Regions from separate parts of the Homo sapiens genome. Here region 1 is linked to region 2. A link is an interaction called in ENCODE POLR2A ChIA-PET data of the cell type or tissue named here. Cell type or tissue: HepG2. All regions are shown on one strand. Region 1 overlaps BABAM2 (BRISC and BRCA1 A complex member 2). Region 2 overlaps BABAM2 (BRISC and BRCA1 A complex member 2).

The links. Peaks named below come from ENCODE experiments on the same cell type or tissue, not always from the same donor. Only the 100,000 strongest peaks of a DNase experiment are listed, where the experiment ranks them.
Region 1: POLR2A ChIA-PET joins it to region 2 with 9 read pairs; 3 of 35 experiments call an interaction of 5 or more read pairs at or near these places.

The regions. Positions count from the first base shown.
Region 1 is chr2:28,094,129-28,099,128 of GRCh38, forward strand. All of the region lies in intron 6 of BABAM2 (BRISC and BRCA1 A complex member 2), which reads left to right. Among named protein-coding and RNA genes, the nearest start is that of MIR4263, 100 kb to the left of the region's middle. In HepG2, no CTCF peak of the experiment used is centred here; no DNase peak of the experiment used is centred here.
Region 2 is chr2:28,008,527-28,013,526 of GRCh38, forward strand. The region is part of intron 4 of BABAM2 (BRISC and BRCA1 A complex member 2); the gene reads left to right. Among named protein-coding and RNA genes, the nearest start is that of MIR4263, 15 kb to the left of the region's middle. In HepG2, no CTCF peak of the experiment used is centred here; a DNase peak (open chromatin) is centred at 3,045.

The DNA of each region.
Region 1 (5,000 bases), 86 kb after region 2:
ACAAAGTTTTCTATTAAAAATTAATAAAAAATTTAAAATAACACAAATATCTATATGTAGAGAGAGATGATTGTGTTTAAATTCATTATTAACATCTGTAATGAGGATGATTTATGGTCACTACAATAAATGCTTTATTCAGAGATGTTTTTGGTCTTGTTCGTGGCTGTGTCTGGCCCAGAATAGGTACTCAATACATCTTTATTGGATTTTAATACATTTAAAGGGATTTAAAAATTAAATATAGATAGATGGCAATGATTGAGTTTGCCACAGAAGTGTTTTTAATATATTCATATGGTTCTGACCTAAGTATCCTATTTTTAAAAATTATAAACTAAGCATTTTTCAAATAGACAAAGAAGCTGATGAATATTTGTATTATTACAAGTTAAATGTGGATTGTTATATAATTATAGAATGTTAAGAATGGAAGAGCTTTACAAATTATCTAGTCCCACCCTAAAATTAATGTAAATAGTTAGATAATATTTTTATATGACTCAAAAATGTTTAAAAAGATATACATTGAAAAAAATCTCACTCCCATCCCATGTCTTTCTACTCCATTCCCTTTCCGGTTCTCTATAGACAGTCACTTTTATTAGTTTCTTATGTATCTTTCCAGGATTTCTTTATGCAAATGCGAGTATATGTTCTCATTTATTCTCTTCCTTCCACAGAAGGTGGCATACTATATACACTACTCTGCATCTCAGTGTTTTTACTTAACAATGCATCTTGGCAATCTTTTCATACCACTACGTAGCTCCCTCTTCTTTTTTTTTTTTTTTTCACAATGCCTATTAGTCTATTATGTGTTGTATCATAGCTTCTTAAATCACCCTTTGTAGGGGAATGATTTATGATAGCCAGTCTTTGGCTATCATAAACAGTGCTGCAAGTGAATAACCTTGTAAATGCATTGTTTCCTCTGTATGCTGATATTATTTATAGGACCAGTTCCCAGTGGTAGGATTGCCAGGTCAACGGAAATGCATTTGTAATTTTGATGGCAAATTTCCTCCATAGCAGTCCCGTCATTTTATAGGTGAGGAAACTGAGGCATTGGTAGTTAAGTCAACCACTGGGAGTGGCAAAGCCAGGACATATATCCAGGAGGCATTTCTAGACCAAGTCTGGGTCAGGTGCCTTTCCTCCATGCCCCTACACTAGCCTATACCTTCCCTGGCAGAGCCTTCATCATAGGTTTTGTAACTGTTGGCTTACTTTCCTGTCTTTCTTCTACACTATAAGTTCTCTGAGTGAGGGCAGGGCCCATGTCTACATGCTCACCATTGTAGGTCTAATACCTAGCACAGGGGCTAGTACAGAGTTGGTGCTTGATAAATATTTGTTGAATAAATGGAGACAAGCGAAGCCTTCTATTCATAGTCCAGTACTCATTATATTCCATCTCACACCTTTACACTCAACGTAAAAAAACAAACAAACAAAAACATACCAGCCAGACAAATAAATGTAGGATATGGAGAGATATCTATTTAGAGCTGTTCATGTGAAAAAGATTTGGGGTATTTAGGGTTCTTATGAAAAGATTTGGTACTCAGCTGTCCAAAAATCTCATGTAAAACAAGGTTTCATTAATGGAAATGCTGTTTCAAGAACAAAGGACGTAATAATTCCGACAGCTGTCTCTGAGGTTTTAAGTAGTATAATCCTGGGTGTTGCATCCTAAGAGGCTTGGAGGTGAAGAAGAGAACCAACAATGGAAGGTGATCAGGCTTGTGAGCAATCTGAATTTCTACCAAGTACTCTCTGTAGTCCAAAATAGACATTAGTGGCCTCTCTTTATAGATGAGAAATCTGAGGACCAGGGAACTTAAATATTTCTAAGAGTCAAACATTAAGTAGTTGAATTTGGATTCAAATCTGGATTAGCTTCAAACCATAGTCTGTCCTCTTACTCCCTGTACTCGTTGTCTTTCCCTACATTGTTCACAATGGGAAAGGGACTCTTAATAGGTCTGGCCAGGCTCCTGTTGGTTCAGGGCTAGATTGGTTTGAATCTAGTAGTCCTCACAACCGAGTGAGCAGGATAGATGGGGCCTAACAGGAAAGTCTTCAGACAAAGCAAAGTTTGAATGGCTGACATCTGTCTAAAATGCCATTGTTTTAAAAAGTGAATTGTGCACGAGTTGTGCAAAGCTTGGAAACCTATTGTCATACATTTAGACCCTCATTTAGAAATAGGAAAGTTACAACAATTTTAGGTATTGTTGATCAGCAAAAAAAAAAAAAACCATATTAAGCTATGGTGGAGAAAATAAAGGACAGCTCTCTCATCTTAGCGGGAGTGAGGTTGAGGGAAGGTACAGAAAGAATATGAGATGTCCTAGGCTTTGGTGTGAGCATGGGGTTGAAGCAAATAATTACCAAATCCTTTCACTTCGATTGTCACTAAACCAGCTCTCCAGTGCTCTTCATAACCATTTCCATATATCTGTGGTTTACATAGTTGCCATTTTTTCAGTAGTATAGAACATTCCATTATGTTAACATGTCATAGTTTTGTCAGCCATTCTCATACTATTAGCTGTTTAAATTCTTCTTCCTTTCCTCTCTTCTTACCCTCCCCCACTCCCTTCCTTCTTCCCTTCCTCCCTCACTCCTTCATTTTCTCTTTTATTTTTTAATAGGGCTGCTGAGAACATCTTGCACTAATTTCTTTCTTCCTTTGGATTATTTCTTTGAACTAATTCCCCAGAGTAGAATTATTGGGCCAAAGGATAAGGAGAGCTTGTTACATATTTTAGGTTGCATTCAGGAAAGATTAGACCAACTTACAGGATTCCCAACAATATGAAAATGTATCTCCATGCTTAATCAAGACTCTGTTTTCTGTGGGTTGGGATAGGCCAAAAACTCTGCCTTGGAAAATAAACCAGTCTGTTAAGTAGGATGGTCAACCTAGGAAGGTGACAGTACTGGATAATGGCAAGGGGTTCAAGCTGGCAGAAAGAGAGATGGGTAATTGACTGAGGACATGAATAAGAGCCATGGGGAACCATAGCTGTAGGGAAACCGTGATGCCTGCCAGCAAAGGACCTGGGGACAGGAAAATAAAATGCAGATTCATTTACCAGAGTATGTAGAAAGTGAGTTCTTGACCATAAGTAACCATACAGGACCCTGGAAATATAACCAGTACCAAAATCTAGGACCAGCTGGAAGGTGGGTGGGCATGTGGGACTAGGAAGCAGAGCTTTGTGTACTCTAACCCTGGCCTAATTGCATTTTTATCATTTTTATTTATTTTTGCTAAGTTAGTAGTTATATAATGATACCTTAAAATGATCTTTAATTACCTTTATCAAGTTGTACATTTTTTCCAGGTTCATCTCTTTGGACCACTTTTTCAAGTAAATCTGGTTATTGACTCTTTTTAATTATATGCAGTGGATGATAACCTTATATCACTTACATTTGTTACATTGAGCTCTTCTGTGCGCTCTGTCCTTTTGATATTTTGTATTATATTTGCTATATTTTTGAGTATAGAAATTTTCTTTTTTTATATTTGAAAATGTCTGTGATAATATTCTACTTTTTTGGCAGTTATAAAGTTCTCTCTCTTCCACAGTTGGAGTGAATATGCTATTCTGTTTTCTTCTACATATATTTTCACTCTCTAGCCTGCACGTATGGTGTGAGCTTAAGGCTCTAACTTACTCGTTGTCTTACTGTTTACTCTCCAGTTGCTCACTAGCACTTTCCCCTCTGTAATCGGATTGCTTCTGGCTTGTCGTGTCCACCCTTTCATCTTTATTTCTGAATTCTATTTTGGGTTTTTTCTATTCCAACTAATACCATATCTTCTTTTAAAATAATTCTTCTTTTGTAACATTTTAAAATTTCGTAGTTTGAAACCACTATCATAACTTTGGTGTTTTTCCTTTGGCATTTTGCCTACTTTTCCAACACATGTTTTAGTACCAATATCAAGTTCTGTAAAATCAGTGTTTTATTAAATCTACATAATAATTTAGGGAATGTTGTCATCTTTACTATATTTAGTTTTCCCAGCATGGAGCAAATAATATTTCTTCATTTATCTGTCTGTCTTTAATTCTGCTGTCAGACTTTATGTCATCTTTGAATAAGTCTCTAATTTTCTGATTTAAATTAATACCCATTTATTGAATTTTTGTCAGAATTATAAATGGGGTCTTTTCTACTGTGTTTTCTGGCTACGGCCCATAGTATATAGGCTTGTAGTAGTTTTAGATGGATTTTTATCCTGCAACTTTGCTGAAGCCATTTAGCTAACACTAGTTATTTTAAGTTGATTTTATTGAGTTCTGTAATCATATAACTTTATAACTTGATGATATAGAGCTATGACATATATCAAATGTATTTTTTCCTTTTTCCCCATGTTTATATTTTTAATTCTTGTTCCTCTCCAATATCTAATTGCCTATTCAGTCAAGTAGCTACCCTTGCTTCCCTATGAACTAGGAAATAAAGGAATCAGCTTACTCCATGAAAGTCGCAGCCAGCACATAAATGGATTAAGGTGTAAACGTGATATTCTCTTTGGGAGATGAAATGGATCCCAAGTGAGCAATATTGGACTTGTTGGAATGTGTTCACATATGTGAAGAAAGAATGTATCAAACCAAAGCTAGGGAAAGAATAAGAAAAAATAATGTTAGAGAATTTGGCAGTAACTATTCCAGCATTATCCAAAATAAAGGATGGTTTCGCCAGTGAATTTTGAATAATGTGAAAGTGGAGGTAAATGCAGAAGGATGAATGTAGATCACAGACTTTAAACTGTCTTGGTATTCCCTTTGGATATACTAACAAGGTTAGGATCTCAGACTCTATTAAAAGGCAGTTCCTCTAACTCCCCTTGTTTTGATCTCTTGTTCACTCAGAAACCCACATAAGCCTTTCTCATAGGAAGATAATACACTGATCTTAGGGGTTTGGAGTATTCATTCCATCCTTGTGACTGTGATTTATTATTACAA
Region 2 (5,000 bases):
TTGTGTGGGTCAAAGAAAGCATGTCTGCAGGCTGAGGCGGTCAATTTGCAAATGCTCCGTAATTCCTTAATCTTAATGAAACCATCACAAAAACATTTGAGAGAAAAGATGATGATTTAAAAATTAAACACAAATAAATATGTCCAATTTGAGAATGATCACACCATTGAGTAAGCTATTTGGCACTTTCCCCCCAGGGCACCAGTGACATTAAATTGGGGTGATGGGATCTCACAGACAGCCTGGATGATATTACAGTTCTAGGCAGATGAAAGGATCAAGTTTAGTAAAATTCATTACTATAGGAGAAGCAGAAAGGAGCAAGAGTGATGTTGGCTCTCCATTGTTGAAGATGTTCTTCCCCCCTGGATATGGGCAGCTCTGGATTCCAGGTGATATTCATTGTTAGAAGTAGACCAGAGGTCTGGAGACACAACCTGTAACTTCCTGGGATACGTGTGGGGCAACTAGTGGAAAGCTCTAGTGGGTGGAGCTTTTAGCCATCGTTTAGTCAATGGATTGTATGTGAAGGTCTAGCGAGTTTATATGAAATTATTTGGGCCTTCAATCACAATGAGAAAATTCATCGGAAAAGTAAGTGTTCTGGGTTTTGCCTGCTATGTGGGTGCCTGAACCTGACTCCAAAATCATGAATAGATTGTATAGGGCCAAGGAGCAGGTCTCACCCCAGGCATACTTAATCAGTGTATCAGAGGGTTGGATCTGATACTGTGTCTTTTTAAGATGCTTCCACAGTTATTCTGATGATAGCCAGTGTGGAAGCTAGGGTAGTAGGTAGAAAAGGTTCATATACTTGTAGGGAAATATCAGCCTTCCCTGGTTAATGAAGATTGCATATTGGCAGCCTTCTATTAAGGGATTTTTAAAATATTAATTATTAATAAATGCTCTTTATTAATAAAAAGAAACCTAGTCTGTTTGACGATGAGTTGATGGCAGTCGAAATTGGTAGCTTGGGATGTTAATGCTTTGTTAAGGTTCGTGAAGCACTTCATTGGAGAGAGTATGTCTTCATGATTATTTATCCTGAGACCCAGGGAAGGCTGTTTGGATGGTACCATTTGAAACAGATGCTTTTATTTAAGTTTACTTTGAGAGGCACCACAGTTTTGAAAGAACTGGTGAGGAATGGGTTTAGGGGCTAGAGACGGATGGCAGTAGTTTAAGGAAGTGACAGCTGATGAAACAATAATCATTGTGTATTGCTAAGTTGATAAATGGTTTGAAGGCAGTCACCATGGCTGCCTTCTGGGGACCCATTTTAAGCCTCCTGGAGAGAGAATGTGTGCAAAAGATGTAAAGGTTTACTGGCCAGAGGCACACATTTCCAGTGTGGCATGGAGCCAGCATTCATATGATACCACAGGACAGCTTGTACATACTGAATATGTTCCAGTCAAGTGGAGGAAAGGTAAAAATATCTCCTGTTTAAGGGACTGTGAAGCCAGTGAAGGCCTCCTGTCTAAGCTCAGTGCTAAAGAAGGACTGGGGTACTGCTCATTGTGTGCATGTCAGTAATCAAAGACACATGTCAGTAATCAAAGGGTCCTTATTTAGTCTGGAACAGTTGTTCATTTTTCTCCTTTATGTCCTTCAATGGGACTGTTAGCTTTTTTATAAGTTTCACTTGATTACCCACTGAATCAAATACCTTATTGGTGTTTGAAAAGATCTAGGATGGGGAACATCTCAGATACCTCTTTCAGATCCATTTTAACTTAAATTTACTGAATGAGTTGTAGTATACAAAAATATAGATTCTGTTTTTCCTCTTTTCCTTATTATTTATTTTTTCCTTAAGAAAAATCATTATAATCATCATTGGGTTAGTAAAAATAGATTAATCCTCTATGTAGATTTTTCTGCAGATAAATGTAGGAAGCTACTCAATTTTTGTCTCTGGCAGAAAACCCAAACCAAATCTATACTTTTGGTTGAAGTGCTCTTGAATAGTTATATGGCCTAGTAAGAGCTTATGTGCCTCTTCCTCTGATCTTTCCCCTAAAGAGGTAAAAGGGTGATAATGGTGTTGTGGTGTGTCAGTGCTCTTTTATTTTCTTATTATTCTTTATTTCCATTTTTTTTAAGTGACAGGAACCTGATTCAAACTGGCTTTAACTATAAAGAGAATTAATTGGCTTAGAGAACTTAACAGTCCAGAATTGAGCATCAGACAAAGCTTGGTCCAGTGGCTGAAATAATGTTATTTAAGGACCTGGTTTCTTCCCATTTCTTTTCTTCTCTGCTCTTCCTCCCATTGTGTTAACTTTTAGTCCCCATATCCACACAGGTTCACAAGTCTTTTCCCTTGTGAATAAAAAATTGTTACTCCAATTCAGACTTTATATTCTCCTTTCATAGGAAGAAAGAAAGCCTTTATTTCTCAGCAGTCCCAGCTGATGTCTTTGTTTATCTCATTGGGTTTGACTGGATATGTGTCCAGTGGCTGAATCAAACATTGAGCTAAGTGCATAGGCAATGTTGATGGGGTTAGATAGTGAGGACCTATAGAGCTTATAGAGAACTGGAGGTTCCCACTCAAAACTTATGCCTGAGAATGGGGAAGGGAAGTCTCCCCCACAAAATTTGGTTTGGTGTTATCAGCAAGAGGGGAATGGATGTTGGACGTGAAACAATGGATGTTTACTAAATGTATGTTTAGACCAAGGATATTATATGGATCTGGGGATAAGAGGTAGAGTTTTTAGGGAGAAGAGTAAAGACATTGAAAGCTCTTTAGTATCCCGTGTATTGTGCTTTGTGGATATCCTTTCCTTCAGTTGAGTGTCTATTTTGCTTTGCTTTTTCTTTCTTGCTCTTATAGCTGCATGTGGCTGTTATAACCCGAAGAGCCTGGGGTAGTCTCGTTTTCATTCAGAGTTCTACCTGCCCATTTGCACATAAGTTGTGTTACTAGGACATTGGTGGTTTTAAGACACTGGCCAGAAAAGCCTATAGCTGGGATTTCGACTAAGAGGAAGAGGGTCTGGCAAATATTGCAGGTCTAAAGTCCAGGGAGCTCAGCTAAGATGTGGAGAAACAGTTACATAATATAAATCATTGTAGCCCAGGGGCCTATTCTCACTAGGGAAGTCATCTAGGGCAGAGATCAGAAACTAGGTGTCAGAGCCTGCAGATGTTTCTCCAGTTGTAAATAACAAATTGGTTGAAACTGTTTGCTCTTCTTGTTCCATACTGCCTATTCCTGTGGGTTTGTTTGTGATTATCATAGTCAGAAGGAAATCAGAATCTACTGTGGGGTCTGGTGCCGACTGAGACAGGAAAATGTTACTATCTTGATCTGGGAGAATGGATAGGAGTTCCCTATGGCTATAAAATATTCAGTGCCAGCAAAGGGTCACTAAGCTTAAATGATCTTTCATTGTGATTTAAATAATTTGCTCCAAGTTTAAAATCTTTGGACGGAATTGGGATTCTTAACTCTCTAAGTTTGAAAGATTCCTGAAGACATTTTCTAATGAAAAGTGTAACACTAACAAAGTGTTTGCTTTAACTAAATGATTGCAGTTAATTTCTTGTAAAGAAACACAGAAGCACACATTAACTTAAAATAAGCTCACACTGTTGTTTCTTGTAGTACAGCCAGGAAAAACAGTAACAAGCTGTCTCCTTCAAAATCACATCCCTGGATGATATTCGAGCAACCTGGAAAATTTAAATACTTCCCCAGGAAAAACAATTTGAATTAAGTTAGAAATCATATTTGCTAATTCCCTTTCTGCCATTGCCTTTCATTCTCTGGGTCTGAGTAGCATTAATTGAGGTGTGTGGCATCAATAGCTAAGGTAAATGGTGACATTCATTTTAGAACCACAGCCAAGCTGGGGCCACAAAAATAGTTTTAATGTTTAGGATTCATAAGTCAAATTTTAGCCTACATTGACATTTTGTCCTAATAATATTAATACATATATTTTTGAGAAACCACTGGTTTAAAACTTGAGCATTTTGGCCCCAAATAGATTTGATTTTGTATTTAAACGATATTACCTTAAAATTGTGAGGATAAAGACAACACCTATGGAAGAAATAGAGTATATTTAGTTGTTAGTCACTCTAGTACTCTTCACGGTGCTTATGTTCAATAATTTCAGTGTTCTTGGCCTTAGTTCTCTAATGCGTGTTTTGGAAAATACATTATTTTTATTCTCTGCGTGGTTACAGTTTTAAGAGAAAAATGGCTAATTAAGATTCTTTTCCTTTGGAGGGTATTCTTTTCATTCCTGTCCCACTTGAGGGACTTTCCAAGATAGAAAGGAATTTGCCTACTTTCTTTCTCTTAATAAATGAGGAAGATTAGATCAAGAGATGTGGTTTAAAATTTCTTCGCTCTCCACTTCTCTCCCACCTTTGTTTCCTCCCATTTATCCATCCCCGATTCTTAAGAAAGAAACACAAGTTGGAATTAAGCTGGGTGATCCTAGAGACTCATTTGAAGTGGAAATTCAAGATGGAGTGGGGCTGCATACTGGTTACCTTCTTTTAAGAGGAACTGAAAGGTAATCTATATAGCAATTTCTGATGGGCAAGAAGGGACATCACAGGCTTTTGAATTTTATAAATGGAGCCATAATTATAATTAGCTATCATTTTGGGATACTTTTGCATGTTTTAGGTTTAAAGCTTACTTGCCTATGGAGGAAACTAGACATGTGAAGTATGCCACCTCCAAAGATTCTGACACCCTGGCACAAAATTGAGATGATAAATTCTGATAAGATTCCACCAGTAGGTCATCTCTTGGTAGATATTTGAACATGCCCTAGAATTCCTCTGTTAGTTGGAAGTTTGGCTTACCTAGCAACTGGGTGAGGCTGCCTACTGAATGGCATTTTGAAAAGTTCAGACTTAAAATTTCCTATTTTGTTTTTTCTCCATTATGAGTCTTACCAGTCCTATCACAAACTTTTATGGGAAAGTGGTTTTTCAGCTACAAAGGTATTTGTGCATTTTGCCCA